Regions from separate parts of the Homo sapiens genome. Here region 2 is linked to region 1. Evidence: read pairs that join two places in POLR2A ChIA-PET (ENCODE). Cell type or tissue: PC-3. All regions are shown on one strand. Links, peaks and the distances in the headings refer to the core of each region. The heading gives the core; the rest is flanking DNA.

The links. Peaks named below come from ENCODE experiments on the same cell type or tissue, not always from the same donor. Only the 100,000 strongest peaks of a DNase experiment are listed, where the experiment ranks them.
Region 2: POLR2A ChIA-PET joins it to region 1 with 7 read pairs; 2 of 35 experiments call an interaction of 5 or more read pairs at or near these places.

Annotation. Positions count from the first base shown.
Region 1 is chr18:6,064,901-6,074,431 of GRCh38, reverse strand. The region is part of intron 16 of L3MBTL4 (L3MBTL histone methyl-lysine binding protein 4); the gene reads left to right. Among named protein-coding and RNA genes, the nearest start is that of TMEM200C, 170 kb to the right of the region's middle. In PC-3, for the core only: a CTCF peak has its summit at 5,059 (motif pointing left); a DNase peak (open chromatin) is centred at 4,701; H3K4me3 peaks cover 789 bases; H3K27ac peaks cover 3,694 bases.
Region 2 is chr18:5,994,334-6,003,864 of GRCh38, reverse strand. All of the region lies in intron 16 of L3MBTL4 (L3MBTL histone methyl-lysine binding protein 4), which reads left to right. Among named protein-coding and RNA genes, the nearest start is that of TMEM200C, 100 kb to the right of the region's middle. In PC-3, for the core only: no CTCF peak of the experiment used is centred there; no DNase peak of the experiment used is centred there.

The DNA of each region.
Region 1 (9,531 bases), core at 2,239-7,238:
ACATGACAGCCAAGTATATAGTTGTGTAGCCTGCTTGTCACCCAGTGATAAACCCACATAACATTTTACAAAACTGGACACTCCAGAGAGGGCATTGGCCAACAAATATGAAAGTACAGTAAAGAAGAAAGGAAGGGATAACACTGGAAGTGAAATTCTAATCGAATGTAAACATATTCAAAGGAAAAATAGCCAACCATAGAAATGCTGACCCTACCTCCATTCAAGATTCTAGACGTGCGGCCAGGGAACTTAGTGACGGTAAGCTCATTGACATAAATGAAGAAAGGGGTTATGACGAACAGCATGAAGATGTCCCACAGAAAGTGATGCTGGCAAAAAACAAACAAAAAAACAAAACAAACAAACAAAAAAACACTTCACATTAAAGGAACTCTCAGAGATATTTCACAACATTGTAAGTGCAAAGGATAAAATGTTAGAAGTGAATCTAACTTAGGAATATGACAGTTTACCAAGGAATGGAAAAGATGCTGTCTTCATTCACAGCTATATGACAAAAAGAAAGCAAACACTCCTCAGAAAACTCGTGATAAGTTTTTTTTTAACAAAGAAACAAAACACCTTATCTCAATGTATTAAATGTTATAAACCACAGCATACTAATTAAATATTACTTTTACTAGTTAAAAGAGTTGTTAATATTTTGACCAAAATTTGTGAAGTTCGTGAAAAAAGAATTACAATTTTCCCCATTGATTATTAAGCTCAGTTTGCATGGCTTCAGCTTGCATCGTCAATTTTATACCCCCTGACTACCATGCTAAGTGAGAACTCCCTGTGTTTTATTAAGGACTGTTTCAAATATGTTCACAGGAGAAGCTGATCTGTAGTTTTCCTTCTTGTAATGTCTTCTTCATCTCGTTTTGATATTCCCTCTTTCTCCATTATCACCAAGAGTTTATGTAAGATTCACAACATTTCTTTTTTAACTGTTTAGATGAATTCACAGACAGGAAAAAAACTGAAGTTTTTTTTATTGAAAGAATTTTAATTGTAGATTCAATTTCTTTAATAGATTGAGGACTTTAGATTTTTAAAATTTCTTCTTGTATTAGTTTTTCTAGGAATTTGTATATTTCATTTAAATTTTCAAGTCTGTTGCTATTGAGTTGTTTATAATACCCTCTGATTAGCTTTTCAGTGTCTGCAGATTCTATAGTTATGTTCCTTTTTCATTCCTGAAATTGATGTTTATGTGCTTGTGCGTTTTCTCTCCCCCTCTGTCTCTCTCACTCTCTCTCTCTCTGTTTTTGCCTCTGTCTGTTTCAATTAATCCTGCTAAAGGTTTACTTATCTTTACAATGGACCAATTTTTGGCTGTGTTGATTTTCTCTAGTGTGCATTTGTTTTCTCTGTTATTAATTTCTGCTATTATATTTCTGCCTTCCTGCCTTCCACTCTCTTTGGCTTTAATTTACCGTCATTTTTCTAACTTCTTTAAATTATTACTTAGATATTTTGTTTTTAAATATGTATGTGTGTATATATATATATATATATATATATATATATATATATATATATATTTTTTTTTTTTTTTTTGAGACGGAGTCTCTCTCTCTGTCACCCAGGCTAGAGTGCTGGAGTGCAGTGGCACGATCTGGGCTCATTGCAAGCTCCACCTCCCGGGTTCATGCCATACTCCTGCTTCAGCCTCCCGAGTAGCTGGGACTACAGGGGCCCGCCACTACGCCCAGCTAATTTTTTTTTGTGTGTGTGTGTGTGTTTTTTAGTAGAGACAGGGTTTCACTGTGTTAGCCAGGATGGTCTGGATCTCCTGACCTCATGATTCACCCGCCTCGGCCTCCCAGAGTGCTGGGATTACAAGCGTGAGCCACCGCTCCCGGCCTTTAAATATATTTTAATATATGCACCTAAAACTATATTAGCGTTAATTTAAGCATGGCTTTTCCTGCATTCCATGAGTTTTGATTTGTCAGATTTCATAATAATTTAATTCAAAATATTTTCTCATTTACATTGTTTTTCTTTTATATGTGGTATGAAGAAATATACTGATTCATTTCCAGATATTTGGGGATTTTATTAACTTTTTGTTATTGATTTTGAATTTTATTCCACTGTGGTCAGAGAGTATACTCTGAGCAATTGTTAATCATACCGTTAGATCTTTATTATCTTTACTGATACATTTCTTCCTGCTTATTCATTTGATTCCTGAAAAAATGTGTTAAAGTCCTCTACTATGGTTGTGATATTACCTGGTTTTCCTTTTATTATACACATTTTTAGGCTATATTACTAGGCTCATGAAAATTAGAACATTAGAATATTAGTAATCAATTGACCCTTCAACATTTTGAAATATGTATTTTATTTCTCCAATTGCTTCTTACCTTTGTTTCCTTTGTCTGATATTAGCAGTATTATTTTGATTAGTATTTGTTTGTTATATTTATTTCCGTCCTTTTATATGCTCCATCATTGTCCTTATATTTAATGTGACACTTCCAAGTGGCGTGTGATTTTTATGTGTAAATCCAATCTAATAACAATCTTTCTTCCTTCCTTCCTTTCTTCCTTCCTCCCTCCCTCCCTCTCTCTCTTTCTCTTTCTTTCTTTCTTTCTTTCCTTTCTTTCTTTTTCTTTCTTTCTTTCTTTCTTTCTTTCTTTCTTTCTTTCTTTTTTTCTTTCTTTCTTTCCTTCCTTCTTTCTTTCCTTCTTTCTTTCCTTCTTTCTTTCTTTCTTTCTTTCTTTCTTTCTCTCTTTCTTTTTTTCCTTCTTTCTTTCTTCTTTTTCTTTCTTTCTTTTTTATGGGATCTATCTCTGTCACCCCAGACTGGAGAGCAGTGGCGTGATTATGGCTTACTGCAACCTTGGCCTCCCAGACTCAAGCAATCCTCTTACCTCAGCCTCTCAAAGTGCTGGGATTACAGGTGTGAGTCACTGCACCCAGTCAACAGGAGTCTCTTAATTGAAGGATTTAATACATTTCTATCTAATGTTATTAGTGTTAAGTTGGACTTAGGGCTACTATCTTTTTTTTTTTTTTTTTAATTGAAAGAGTCTCACTCTGTCTCCCAGCTGAAGTGCAGTGGTGTAATCCTGGCTTCCTGCAACCTCCACCTCCTGGGTTCAAGTGATTCTGATGCCTCAGCCTCACAAGTAGCTGGGATTACAGATGTGTACCACCATGCCCAGCTAATTTTTGTGTTTTTAGTAGAGACAGGGTTTCACCATGTTGGCCAGGCTGGTCTCAAACTCCTAGCCTCAAGTGATCTCCCCACCTTGGCCTCCCAAAGTGCTGGGATAACAGGTATAAGCCACTGTGTCCAGCCTATTGCTACCATCTCTATAATTGTTTTCTATTTTTCTCAGTAGTTTGTATTCAATTTTATATTTTTGCTGTATCTTTTTAAACCAAAATTCATGTGAGTATACCATTCTCCCTCTATTAGCTTGTTGTTTATTTATTTTTAATATTCTGTTAGTAGATATCCCAGCTACTACAAAATGCATCTTTATCTTTATATAGAATCATTTTTCCTCTATCTGAAAAATTATCTTTTGTACTTCATTCATAGTGTCTTCTAGTTATTATTATTTTTTTAGACAGGGTTTCACTCTGTCACCCAGGCTGGAGTGCAGTGGTGCGATCACAGCTCAATGCAGCCTCAACCTGCGGGGCTCAAGTGATCCTCCCACCTCAGCCTCTGGAGTAGCTGGGCCTACAGGTGTGTGCCACCATGCCCGGCTAATTTTTGTTTTTTTTGTTTTTTGTTTTTTGTTTTTTGTAAAGATGGGATCTCACTATGTTGCTCAGGCTTTTCTCAAACTCCTGGGTTCAAACAATCTGCCCACTTTGACCTCCCAAAGTGTGGGATTACACACATGAGCCACTGCGCTTGGCCTAGCTGATTTTTTTTTTTTTTTTGAGTAAGTTTTTCTTTGTCCAGAAATATCCTTTTTTCACCCAAACTTTTGAAGAATATTTTTACAGGTTATAGAATTCTAGATTGGCAGTTAATTTTTTTTCAGGCTTTAAATATGGTAATCCGTTGGCTTCTGACTTCTATTGTTTCTCTCAAGAAGTCAGCTGTAGCTTTATTGTGTCTGTTTGAAAGGAGTATGTCTTGGAGTGTGTCACATTTTATCTGATTACTTATAAGATTTTTCTGTTGTCTTTCATTTTTAGCAGTTTTACTATGAAGTGCCTTATATTTGTCTCTTTAGGATTCATAGTGCTTAAATCTGTGGGTGTATGGCTTTTTACCACTTTGAAAAATTTGACCATTATCTCCTCAAATATTGTTTATGCTCCATTCTCTCTCATTTCCCCTATTGAGACTCCATCTGCGAATATATTAGACTTTCTTAGTTATGTCTTAAGAGCTCTTTTCATTATTTCCCCTCCGTTTTTAGTACATGCTTCAGCCTGGATATTTTTCTAGTGGCCTATTTTCAAGATCAGTGATTCTCTCTTCAGCTGTCTCCAAACTGCTATTACACTCATGTAATTAATTTTTAATTAAATTATTGTTTATTTCTTAGTTTAGCAATTTACCTATGTATGATTTTAATAGACCTTAGTTCTTGAGTAAAATTCTCTATCTTGCCATCTAATTTTGTAAACACATTAGTCACCGTTATTTATCTGAGTCATCTTTTGCCTTTGTTATTGGAGCACTGAGTGAGTGATATCAGCCTCGCCAACTGCATGGGAGCTGGGTGAGGCTTACTGCTGCCTGCTCCTCCCCACTACCTTTGTGAACTCTTCTGTGCAGAAGAGGCAGTTATACTCCCTTCTGGAACATTAGCCCAGTGGCCTGAGAACCACCTCCCAATCCTCACAGTGGCCGCAGCTAGCCCAGCTCAAGAAGAGTCAGAGCACAGACCCGCCTAACCCTGCCCTCACTTGGTTGTGCCCCTTCACCCACCCTGGTAGCTTAACACAAAGGACATAAACTTTGGGGAACTTTATAGCCCTGCCTGTCACCTGAGGAAAAAAAAAAACAACACTTTCCTGCAGCAACTTATGGCAAGCTTAAATCCCACTGCTACTACTGCAGCTGGTTGCTCTTTTGCAAATGCCACCTCGTGGCTGGAGGCCATCCAACACAGTCCATTAAGCACCTCTAGGTAGAATGCGCCCAGGAAGGAGAAAATGACTATGTGACCTCAGATATCACCACTGCGTACAACACCCTGACTAACCAGAGGTCCTGAGCCTGTCCATGTGGCAAGTTCACTGCAATTGTAACTCTCATTTGAGAAATCCAGCACACTAAGCCTTATCTCCAACCAAGAAATCTCACAGAGTGTATGTAACTGCCCTGCCATCTCCATCAAAGATGGTGCTGGTGTACACTGCTGGGAGACTTGAAATTAGTTCACATTTCTGGATCCCTTGCAGACATTCCCCAGCATCAGCTCAAAGTGTGGTAGTCCCACTGGGTATCTAGACCCAGAAGAGCACTAACAATCACTGTGGTCTGGGTCTCAGGAAGTCTCATTCCTAGGGGAAGGGGGAGAGCATCACATCAAGGGAACATCCCATGGGAAAAAGAATCTGAATGGCAGGCCTTGAGTCCCAGATCTTTCCACTAGTGGGACGTTTCTTATAGCAGAGACACAATTGCAGTGCTGGGTGCAGTAAAGAAAGTCTACACCTCTACCCCAACAATCAGGCAGCATCTCTGATCATAAAGGGGCTTGGAAAGGGGGTCCTTTTCCCACTGGTACACCACTGCACACACAGCTGGGGCTTCTCCCAGAGGAATGCAGTGTAGATGCACATATAGATGGCCTTCCAGGAACAATTTAGGGTGATTGCATCCCCACAGGAGGAGCACTTCTCAAATTCAGGCTTGCAGAGTCACAACTCCTCTCTACTTGGAACATCAACATTCCTACAGATGCAAAGAGTTACCTGTCTGATCTGAATAGCTGGAATACTGGGACAGGAAGGTGGATAGCTTTCCTGCTTGCCTGGCAGGGGAGCTGAGGTGGCTTCCACCCTTCACTCTGATAAAACCTCAGCACATTTAATTTAGAGCTCCCCCAGGCACCTTCATCAAGGCTGGGACCTCTGCCCACCATTAGATATATCTATGCATCTCTTTAGCTACCACCAATACCTACCCCAGGGATACCTCTCCTATTGGCCTGAAGGCTGAATCATCAGCTTAGTAAATAAAATACTGGGAAAAAATTAAATAAATAAAAAGGTGTACACCATGGGAGAATGAGATAAGCTTCAAGAGATCCTAGCCATTCCAACCCTACAGGAGACAGTGAACTTACCCACAGGCCAAATGCATGGTTACTGCAACCAGCGTCTGGGAAAGCCAGCGCACAAAAACTCTCTTTAAGGAACTCCTACAGAGTCTTCCCCACTAAAAGCATTAAGAATCAAATTAGGCTATAATAAATGATAAACATTAAAGTCAGATCCTTAAGAGGGAAAAGAAGAAATTAAAGAAAAAAACACAGTCAAATCAAAAATAAATTTAAGAACAATTTGAAGAAATGGTCCACCCAAAATAAGAAGAAACCAGAAAAGTAATTCTGGTAATATGACAAAATGGGGTTCTACAGCATCCGCAAGAAATCACACTAGCTTTCAGCAATGGATCCAAACCAAGATTAAATCTTTGAAATACCAGATAAAGAATTCAGAAGGTTGCTTATTAAATTACTCAAGGAGATACTAGAGAAAGGTAAAAAACAACATAAAGAAATTTTTTTTTTAAATTTAGGATATGAATGAAAATTTTCCAGAGAGATTGATGTCATGAAGTAAAACCAGTCAGAACTTCTGGAAATGAAAGTCACACTTAGGGAAATGCAAAATACAGTGGAAAAGTTTCTTCAATAGACTAGAAAGAATCTTGGAGCTCAAAGATCAGGCTCTAGAATTAACCCAGTCAAAGATGAAGAAAAAAGAATCTCAAGAAATGAATAAAGTGTACAAGAAATATGGGATCATGTAAAATGGCCAAATCTAAGAATAATTGGTGTTCCTGAGGGAAAAGAGAAGTCTAAATGTTTAGACAACTTATTTGAGGGAATAATTGAGGAAAACTTCCTTGGCCTTGGTAGAGCTCTATATATCCAAATACAGAAAACTCAAGGAACTCCTGGGAAATTCATTGCAAAAAGATCATCACCAAGGCACATAGTCATCAGGCTATCTAAAGTCTACATGAAGGAATGAGTTTTAAGAGCTGTGAGACAAAAGCATAAGGTGACCTATAAAGGAAAACCTATCCAACTAACAGCAGATTTCTCAGCAGAAACCCTACAAGCCAGAAGGGACTGGGGTCCTATCTTTGGCTTCCTTAAGCAAAATAATTGTAAGCCAAGAATTTTGTATCCAGAAAAACTAAGCTTCATAAATGAAGGAGAGATAAAGTCTTTCTCAGACAAACAAATGCTGACAAACAAATATGCACCAAAACAGAACTTCCTTAAAGCACAAATCTCACAAGTCCTATAAAACAATAACACAATGAAAAAAAAAAAAACAAAGTATCTAGGCAACATCTAATATGATCACTAGAACAGTACCTCACATCTCAATAATAATGCTGAACGTAAACGGCCTAAGTGTTCTACTTAAAAGATACAGAATGGCAGAATGCATAAAAAAATCAACCAAATATCTGCTATGTTCAAGAGACCCACCTAACACATAAGGAGTCACATAAACTTAAGGTAAAGGGGTGGAAAAAAATATGCTATGCAACTGGAAACAAAAGTGAGCAGAAGTAGCTATTCTTATATCACACAAAACAGACTTTAAAGCAACAACAGTTAAAAAAAGACAGTTAAAGAATGACATTATGTAATGATAAGAGGATTAGTCCAACAAGAAGATATTACAATCCTAAATTTATATGCACCTAACCCTAGAGCTCTCAGATTTATAAAATAATTACTACTAGACCCAAGAAATAAGGTAGACAGCAACACACTAATAGTGGGGCACTTTAATACTTCACCAACAGTACTAGAAGATCATCAAGACAGAAACTCAACAAAGAAACACCAGACTTAAACTATACCCTAGAACAAATGGACTTAACAGGTGTTTACAGAACAGTCTTCCCAAATACAGAATATACATTCTATTCATCAGCACATGGAGCATTCTCCAAGATAGACCATATGATAGACCATAAAACAAGTCTCAATAAATTTTTAAAAATCGAAATCATAACAAGGGTCTTCTGAAACCACTGTGGAATAAAACTGGAAATCAACTCCAAAAGGAATTCTCAAAACTATACGAATACATGGAAGTTAAATAATTTGCTCTTGAATAATTTTTGGTTTAACAATGAAATCAAGGTCTAAATTAGAAAATTCTTGAAAATGAATGATAATAATGACAGAACTTATCAAAGCCTCTGGGATACAGCAAAAGCAGCCCAAACAGGAAAGTTCATAGTATTAAATGTGTACATCAAAAAGTCTGAAACAGCACAAAATGACAACCTAATATCACTTCTCAAGAAACTAGAGTAAAAGAACAAATTAAACCCAAACCCAAGAGAAGAAAAGAAATATTAAAGATCAGAGCAGAACTAAATGAAATTGAAACAAAAAGAACATTACAAAAGATAAATGAAACTAAGAGCTGGTTCTTTGAAAAGATAAACAAATTTGATAGACCATTAGTAAGATTAACCAAGAAAAAAAGAGAATATCCATATATGCTCAATTATTCAGTGGAAATGAAACTGGATATATTATAATTGATACCACAGAAACACAAAATATCATTCAAGGCTACTATGAACACTTTTATGCACACAAACTAGAAACCCTAGAGGAAATGGATAAAGTCCTGAGACATAAAACCATCCTAGATTAAATCAGGAAGAAATAGAAGCCCTGAACAGACCAACAACAGGCATCAAGATTTAATCAGTAATACAAAAATTGCCGTCAACAACAAAAAAGTCCAGGACCAGATGGATTTACAGCTGAAGTCTACCAAACATTCGAAGAAGAATTGGTACCAATTCTACTGAAACAGTTCCAAAAGATAAAGAAGGAATCCTTCCTAAATCATTCTATGAAGCCAGTATCACCCTAATACCGAAACCAGGAAAGGACATAACAAAAAAAAGAAAACTACAATATCCTTGATGAACATAGATGCAAAAATCCTCAACAAAATACTAACTGACCAAATCCAACAGCACATCAAAAAATAATAATAATACATTATGATCAAGTAGATTTCATCCCAGGGTTGCAGGTATGGTTTAACATATGCAAGTCAATAGATGTGATACATCATATAGATAGAATTAAAAACAAAAACCATATGATCATCTCAATAGACACAGAAAAAGCATTCTATAAAATTCAACATCCCTTTATTCTAAAACCCTCAAAAAAATACACATAGAAGGGGCTTACCTCAAAATAACAAAAGCCATATAAGGTAAACCCACAGGCAACATTACGCTGAATGGCGAAGAGTTTAAAGCATTCCCCCTGAGAACTGGAACAAGACAAGGATGCCCACTTTTA
Region 2 (9,531 bases), core at 2,406-7,405, 71 kb after region 1:
ATCACATAAGTTATGAGGTGTTTTTATGTAAATTTGTCTCTCAATATTTCTGATTTCCTTTGTGATTTCCTCTTTGACCCATTGATTATTTAAAAATGTGTTGTTTAATCTCCAGTTTTTCTTCTGTTATTGACTTTTAATTTCACCTAATTGTGGTCAGAGGAGATACATTATATGATATCCATCTTTTTCAATCTATTGAAACATGATTTGTGGCTTAATATATAGTCTATCCTGGAGAATGCCTCATGTGCAATTGAGAATAATATATATCCTGCTGGTTAAAGTGTCCTGTTTATGCCTGTTAGCTCTCATTGGTTTATTGTGTCATACAAGTCCTCTGTTTATTTACTTATCTTCTATTTGGTTGATCTATCCATTATTGAGAGTGAAGTATTGAAGTCACAAGTCATTATTTGAGAATAGTCTATTTATCTTTTCAGTTATGTTCATTTTTGTGTCCTGTATTCTGAGAGTCCTTTATTAGATGTATGTTTATAATTGTTATATCTTCCTGTTGTATTTTACCTTTTATTAATATATCACACCCTTCTGTTTCTCTTGTAACCTTTTTTATTTAAAGCTTATTTTGTCTGATAGTAATATAAGTGCCCCATTCTTCTTTGGTTACTGTTTGTGTATGGAATATCCTTTTTTATAGAGATACTATATTTTATATAGTATCTCTATAAATAGAGATACTATATTTTATATAGTATCTCTATAAATAGAGATACTATATTTTATATAGTATCTCTATAAATAGAGATACTATATTTTATATAGTATCTCTATAAATAGAGATACTATATTTTATATAGTATCTCTATAAATAGAGATACTTTTTGCATGGAATATCCTTTTACATCTTTTCCCTTTCAAACTGTTTGTGTCTTTGGATCTAAGATGAGTATGAGTATCTTATAGATAGAATATAAGTGGCTTATGGTTTTTATCCACTCTGCCAATCTTTGTTTTTTGATTAGAGAGTTTAGTTCATTTACATTTAAAGTAATTGCTAAGAAGGAGGGACTTACTGCCTCCATTTTACTGTTTGTTTTCTATATACCATATAGGATTTCTAGCCTTCATTTTCTACATTATTGTATTCTTTTGTGTTTAGTGAATTTTTGTTGTGACAATTTGAAATTCCTTTTTCAGTTCTTTTTGTATATACTCTGTACTTATTTTCTTTGTGATGACCATGTACATTATACACTTAACACCCTAAAATTGTAGCTCTTTAATTTGAATTTCTACCCGTTTAATTTCAATAGCATACAAAAATTCCGCTCCTATATAGCTCCATTCTCACTACTTTTCAGTTACTTGTATCACAAATTACATCTTTATGTTTTACGTGTCCAAAAACATAGGCTAATAATTGTTTTTATGCATTAGTCTTTTAAATGATGTAGAAAATAAGAAGCAAAGTGACGAACCAAAATTACAGTAATACTGTTTTTTAAATATTTGTCTATGTATTTTTGTTTACCAGAGAACTTTATATTCTCATATGCCTTCAAATTAGTGTCTAGAGTCCTTCATTTCAACTTGAAGGACTCCCTTTAGCATTTCTTACAAGGCAGGTCTACTGAAAATGAATGCCTTCAACTTTTGTTTGTCTGGAAATTACTAAGTTTCTCTCAAATTTTGCAAGAGAGTTTGGCTTATATAGAATTCTAGGTTGATGATTTTATTTTTTTCTTTCAGCACTTTAAGTATATCATTCTACTGCATTCTGGCCAGCAAAGTTTTGGCTAAGAAATTCTTCGATAACTTTCTTGAAGATTCCTGTAATGATGAGTCACTTTTGTTCTGGTGCTTTCAGGATTCCTTCTTTGTATTTGGCTTTTGAAAGTTCGATTATAGTATGTCTCATTGTGGGTCTTCTTGAGGTTTACTTTACTTGGAGTTTGTTGAGCATCTTAGATTTGTAAATCTGTGACTTTCCTTAAATTTGGGAAGCTTTTAGCCATTGTTTCTCCAAATTGTCTCTGTGCTCTTTGCTCCCTCTCTTTTTTCCTTCAGAAACTCCTGCAATGTGTATATTGGTCTGCTTATGCTGTCCTACAGATCCCTTAGACTCTTCACTTTTCTTTAATCTTACTGCTTTATATTCCTCATACTCAATTTCAATTGTCTTATCTTCAAATTCACTAATTCTTACTTCTACTCAAATCTGCTTTAGTATCCCTCTAGTGAATTTTTCATTCTAGTTATTTTTCTGTTGATTTTTTTCCTTTGAGTGGGTCATACTTTCCTGTTTTCATATACCACGTATTTTTTTGTTGTTGAAACTGACCATTTGAATCTCATAATATAGTATCTCTATTAATCAGATTCCCCGCCTTCCCCAGGGTTTGCTGCTTCTGATTTTGGTTTTTGTTTGTTTGGGGTTTTTTAATTGTTTTATGGTAGCTCCATGCCAGACATCAGCATGAGGTGTAAACTTAAGGTCTTCTCAGGTCATTTCTGAGCCCACTGCTTTCCTTGGTCGTGCATGGTGACTTACTAAATTCCCTTGTATATGTTATTGCTTTTAAATGTGCTAATCCTTAAATGTTTGGCTCCCCAGAAGGGGAAAACTGGACGGAAATTTTTTTAAGGCAATTATCTTCACATACCCTGGAAGCCACTTTAGGCAATGGGGATTGCTATAAAGGCCTCTGGCCTGCACCTTCATAGTCAGTTATGAGGACACAGATCCTCAATATTTGGAGGACAAGGTACTTATTGCCCACCCTGGTTCTTGAAAGCCACATGCAAGTTGCACCCAGATTGTTGGCACAGCTGCCTGCCACAGGGCTGGAGGATGGGAAGTGAGTAGTTGCTACTGTTCTAAGAGCTGAAATTGACCAAAATTAGCCATGATTTACCACCATCTAAGCTGACCTCCGGAAGCTGCAAGACTCCAGAGATCCAAAATAGTTCTATCAGTCAGATTCTGCCAGTGCAATTGTTGTCTAGGCAGAGAGACAGATTCCTGGCACTTCCTACCCACCATCTTCCCTAACATCACTCCTGTCCTTTGTTTTTGAAAGTTTTGAGACAATATGTGATGCTTGACTGGATGCTGTAATGAGTGTTTATCTTTAAGCTCCAAAAACTTTACTAAGATAGGTCTTGTTATTGCATTCCAATTCACTGAATGTGGCACATGGTATGCCCTTATGATATATAGATTCAAGTACATTCACATATATAGATTTAGGAAAGGGTTGTTTTTATTATATATTTAAATATTTGCTCTGTTTCATTGTTTTGATTTTTCCTCAGACACACTAATTATGTATGTGTTGAATCACCTTCTCTAATGTTTTTTAAGTTCTTTTTAAATTTAAATTTCATTTTGCTTGACTTTCTCATTTTTATCTTTTATGAGTATAATCCTGACTCCGGGTTATGCAAGGTCCATTCTCCCTTTCTGCTCCTTCGAGTTCCATCTCTATTCCTGTAATGGTTTTATTTTTCTCCTCTACTTCTTTCTGGAGTTCTGCATTGCCTTTTATTGACTTGCTGTCTCTTCCTCGAATTGTCACATTTCTACTTTATTTTCTTCCTTCCTAGAGATAATTGCCTCACTAAGCTTTATTTTGTGTTTCCAAACATGTCAGAATGTCTGATCACTCTTTCATCTCCTCAGTGGCAATATTTTTATGGATACATTTTAAAAATTTAATAGATTTTACTGGTCTCATTCACATTTTTCTCATGGCATCTTTATAACAACACCATATCATTTTTTTTTCTTTTTCTTCTTTCTTTTTTCTGAGCTCACTCATTACTTAATGAGTTCAATTTTCCTGAACTAACTATTCACACACATCTATATTGACAGGAAATGAGGGCTAGGCTTTCCAACTAAAAGGTTTCTCTCTCTTGCCTGACACTGAGACAGAGTGCTTCCTGCAAACATGGCTCCTCTGGACTATTCTCTGTGTAGCCCTGAAAACTCTAACTCCTTGAACAAAACTAAGTCCAGTAGGGCTTCTTTTATACCAACCCTGCTCACCCAAGGTCCTGTCCCCATTTGTACAAGCAAGGAATGTGCCTTTGCATTCTGGCAGTGGCCACCCAGGAGATCGGCCACCACTCAGCCCTTCTTTTCTTCCCTTCCCCTGCATATCTTCTAGCCAATCACAGTTGCTTCTGGCCCTTTTTACAGATATATTGAATCTAGGGAATTTATCTGCCTTCTAGTTTCACTGAAAATGGAATTTATGGTGTTTCCTTTATTTTCTTCGTTGTTTGTTTTTGTATGATTCTAGGAGGATGAGGAGAAATGCTCACAGCCATATTCCTTGCTGATTAGCATGTTTAAAATGACTTTAATAGAAAAACATGTTCTTTTCTTTCATTCCATTCAACACATTTTTATGAAGCACAGCACACTCTGAGGAAGGTAGGGCGTGCTCAGAAGAAAGAGTGAGCCCTTCCTTGGTGGGGGCATAAAGGTGGAAACAGCTATTACAGTTACAGGGTAGCATAGGGTAAGTGCTGCTTTGCAACCTCAAACCAAGACATTTGGAAGAGGGAAACCAATTGATTCTCTTTGTGGGAATCAGACATTTTCAGGAGAAGATAGCATCTGAACTAGGCCATAAATAGTGGGTGGAATTTCAATAAATATAAATATGAGAAAAATGTTTCTGCTAGGCAGATTTGATAATCAAAAGCAGAGAACTAGGACAGCATCCTCAAGGCTCTGTGGCTATCTGGCTGCACTACACCAGAGACACATCTGAGACAGAAAGAAACTTGTGGTGAGGCAGTAGGTGGGACTGTGAGTCAGGTGTCTTGGACACCATGCTAAAGAGTGTTCCTTCATCCTCTGCTTAATGAGAGAAAGTTCAGGAATCATCTTAACTGAGTATCTGGTTTGTTTGTCATTTCATTTTGTCTTGATTTTGAGGAGAATAACTTAGTTAGATTTATGGCAGAGAAAAATTCTGAGGGCAGGTTGGAGGAGACTTGGAATAGAGGAGCCTGAAGGCAGAGACTATCCCAGGTGACTGCAAGTGGCAGCTGGCCAGGCTGCTGACAGTGAGGACAGAAAGGAGGGGACAGGAACAGACAATGTTGACTTTTACCTGACCCTTAGGGATCCTGGAAAACAGCAAAGGTTGAGTAATCACCCCAACCTTTGTGTCCTGGAAAATGACTGATTGCAAAGAACGCCCCTTCCCCACGTGACTTAGAGAAGTCTGGTGGATCACCCCTTGACTGCCTCAGACAAGGCCAGACACAGTCCTTCCAAATGCCCTTTCTTTGCCTCATAAATGATTAGCTGACCTCTTTTGCCAAATGGGGACAAAGTACTTGTTAACCACCCTTTGGTTAAGTGACTTTCCTTCCCCCAGGCCCACCCTCAGCCTGAGCAAGCAGACAGCCTTCCTGAAGGGCCCCTCCAGGAAAATAGGTTGTCCTCAGGCGAAACATTCTCTGAGGCTAACAGACCAGGCTTCTTCCACCAGGCCTCTCCTTTATAGCCTTGTTTTCTCCCATCTAGCCACAGAGCCTCTGCAGACGCAGCGCAGGGGAGGGGGCTTCTCCCTGTTCCTAGTCCCCCTCCCGCTATGGCAGCAGTTTGTTACACCTTTGCAGTAATTCTTTCAGATGAAGTGCCTCTTTTCTTGCCTTTCATTTGACAGTAGCAAGTATTTAGGATGCAGCATCGGCCATACCTGGCCACCTAATGGATGAGAGTTTGGGGCAGGAAGGATCAGGCAGGGCTGAGATTTGGAGCCAGGGTGTCCCTGAGGGAGGAAGCACCATGAAAAACCACGCTGCTGCTGTTTTGTATCTATGGTTTTAGTTTGGTTTGTTGTAGGTAGAGGCTAAATTCTTTATTTTAACTTTTGGAAAGAAAACACAACTAAGGAAAAATCTCTGTGGCTCTTATATCCCCTGATATCCCTGGGGGATTGGTTCCAGGACCCCCATGGATACCAAAAGCAGCTACTCGAGTCCCTGATATAAGGTGGAGTAATACTTACATATAACCCACAAACATCCACCATTATACTTGTGAACTCAAAATATCTGAGACAGGTCTCAACCAATTTAGAAAGTTTATTTTGCCAAGGTTAAGGACGCGTTGGTGACACAGCCTCAGGAGGTCCTGAGGACATGTGCCCAAGGTGATCAGGGCACAGCTTGGCTTTATACATTTTAGGAGACATGAGACATCAATCAGTATGTGTAAGATTTACATTGGTTCCGTCTGGAAAGGTGGGACAACTCAAGGTGGGGGAGGGGGCTTCCAGCTAGATAAGAGACAAATGGTTGCATTCTTTTGAGTCTCTGATTAGCTTTTCTTGAAATACACAATTTACATGTGAGAGGAAGGTAGAGGGATAGTCACTTATGCCTTGTTCTGGTTCAGTGAAACCACAGGGCTGAGGAAGCAATCAGATATGCATTTGTCTCATGCATTTGTCAGTGAGGCCCACTGGGATGACTTTGAGTTCTGTCTGTCCTTTGTCCACAAGGAATTTCCTGATGGGCAAATTGTGAGGAAGGTGTGTAGCTTTTGAATCTCTGTCACTATTTTGTTTAGGAATAAGATGGGAGGCGAGTTTGCCTGACATAGTTCACAGCTTGAGTGTTCCCAGCTTTACTTTTCCCTTGATTTAGTGATTTTGGGGACCTGAGATTTATTTTCCTTTCACATACTTAAAATCATCTCTAGATTACTTATACCTAACACAGCGTAAATGCAAAGTACACAGTTATTATATTAATACTTAATTGCTTTTTTACTTGTAGTGTTTTTACTATTGTAATGTTTTTTATTGTTTAGTTTTTTCCCAAGTATTTTCAACCTGCAATTGGTTGAATCCATGACATGGATACTGAGGATCAATTGTGCTTCTAAAATGCACCCCTCCTGAGTTAGTCTCCCCACCTCTCTTTTAAATCCCCAAATGAACTGGATCGGGAGGGAAAATAAAACTATTAAGAGCTACTTTTGATATTGGTGGTTTTAGCTTCATTTCCTTTGATCCATGTAAGGAATTCATTAATTTAGTATCTAAATAGGGCTTAAGTCCTGCCCCTTATAAAGAAACTCCTGCTGCCCCTCAGTCCCCTGCCCTTCAATGCTCCACTGGTCCACAGCTGACTTTCTGCTGCTTTCTGGATTCACATCATTGTCTTGATGTGCTCACTCTTGGCATCTTCTACATACTTCATAACCTGCACTGATGGTGTGGTCAGGCCCAGTCTTTTCCCACGGAAAAGCTTCTCTGAGCTTCATGTTAGGGATGATGATGGAGAGAGCAAGCACACTGAGTAGAACCCCAGAGCGCACCTACCATAGCCACAGCTGCTAGAGTGCTGCATGCTGGTCCCGGCGTCTGGCCCAGATCGGTGTTTCTTAGCCCAGACCCCCTTTTAACCCTTCTCTTGTTTGGAAAACAAAAACAAAAACAAAAACGTACAGCTCACTGCCAGCGCTCCATTTTACATAAACATGCTCTTTGAGGCTGAAGCAAATCTTACTGATTTTCAGTGTGGAGATGAAATATAAAAACTGTTCTTGGAGTTATTGCTAAACAGAACTAACATCAAGATCGTCTGAATCATCAGAATCATCTATTTCGGAAAAAATCAGATTCATCAAGTGAATCTTTGGCCAACCACTGTTCCAGAACGATGTTAACATCATGTGTAGGAATGCTACATTTTCTAGGATTTGACATTTTTAGCTGTCGAGAATTACTATATTTTGTAAATGGAAATATCACTAGTTAGAATGCTATAAATAGAATGATGTCTTTTGTTTCCAAAGTCGATATGCTAGAGTGATGCAAAAATAATAATAAAAGCAAAATATTTGCAGTAAAGTTATCAATACTGCAGCCACACACGCCTCCAGCTGGTGAGTATTCTCAGGGCAAACTGGAAAAGGGTTAATAAACAAAAATCTCCTGCCCTTTTTTCATGGAAATTGAAAACTCAAAATAACAAAGACAGCGTTGCTAAGTAGCGGGGATCAATGGACCCAGCTTGGCTTCTCCCTACCAGCCATGCCCTGTAGGGTGGCATTTTCCTGCTAAGTAGTGGGGATCAGTGGACCCAGCCTCACTCCTTCCTGCCAGCCATGCTCTTAGGGTAACATTTTCCTGCCCCTTCTCCTCTGCTGTCATTTTACTGCACGAGTTCTTAGAACTCCCAAATCTGTCTTTTGAGTATTCCCTCAGCTCTATTTGCAGAGTTCTGTCTCTCCAGAAGTGCGAAGGCTCATTCTTGGTCGCATGGGTGAAATAATCATCCAAACTTCCCTGAAAACAGAAAGAAAAGAGCAAAGCTAGGTACACATCTAGCTTACTTGAAAGCATCTCCTTCACGATAACCTTGGCTGGATTCAGAGTTCCCATTTTCTTATTTTCACAAATGAAATTGTCATAAATCAGAAAGACTACCTTGTAAATAACTCTTCAAAAATAGCTAGTCTGTAGTATGTTGAATAAGAAAAAAAAATGGTTCAGGCTTTGGCCCCCGGCATGGCTTCACAGGGCAGTAAACGTGGAGCCCAGCGTCACTGTCACCGTCACCATGCAGGGACACACAATGGCGAGAATGTTCAGATTTAATCAACCCAGGAGCCCACTGCCATGTTATTTCGTAAGTCCTTGATTGCATCTTTACCTTGCAGTATCCCTGCATGGCGTGGTCGCCGCTGTGGAAAGCACAGATGGTGATTGTCAGACCCATGCATCAAACACGTAGCCCTCCTGGACGCACATGTTTCTCTAGCTGGCGCTATGAGTGTGTCTGTTTTCCAACCATTTTGAAAATTAGCTTTCAATATACTTTGGAAAAGTCACATTTCTGTATGCATCCTCTTCTAGTAATTATAAAGTCTCACTAAATCAGAATGATGAACAAAAGGGAGGCTTATCTCAGTGTAGAGGGGATAAAACACCCTGAATAATTGTAGAACATTTGTAAAGGCATATAAATGTGTGACATCTAAATCTACAAGATTATGGTTTTTATGTGGAAGAGAAAATTTACAATTTCAAGGGTATTCCTGAGAGCAGAACTGGGACAAAATGATAGAAGTTGAAGGAGACAGTTTTACTTCAGTCTAAGGAGAACCCAGCAAGTATTGGGGCCCCTGCTTGGTGGAGTCGCTTACCTCCTGGAGGTGACCTCTTGGAGGTAACTCTCTGTCGCTGGAGGCAGTCTGGTCCCTATCTTTCCAAGAGAGCAGTACAGTGGCATGGGAGCCAGCGTTAGTGGAGACTGAGCCCACCATGCCTGGCTTCAAATCTTACTTTTACTATTAATACTTATTAACTTTGCAACTGTGGGCAAATTTACCCCTCTGTGCCTGCCCCACCTGCTTCCCTCGTAATGGGGCTGATAATTTTGAGTTGATATTTGGAAAAATTAGAACAAGAAGTGGCAGGTACATAGTAAGTGCCATGTGAGCATCTAAGGTAAGTAAGGGAAATATTTTCTAAGGTGTCTGAGAGATATCAAAGAAGGTCTTTTTTGAGCACCTGCTTTGTGCTAAGC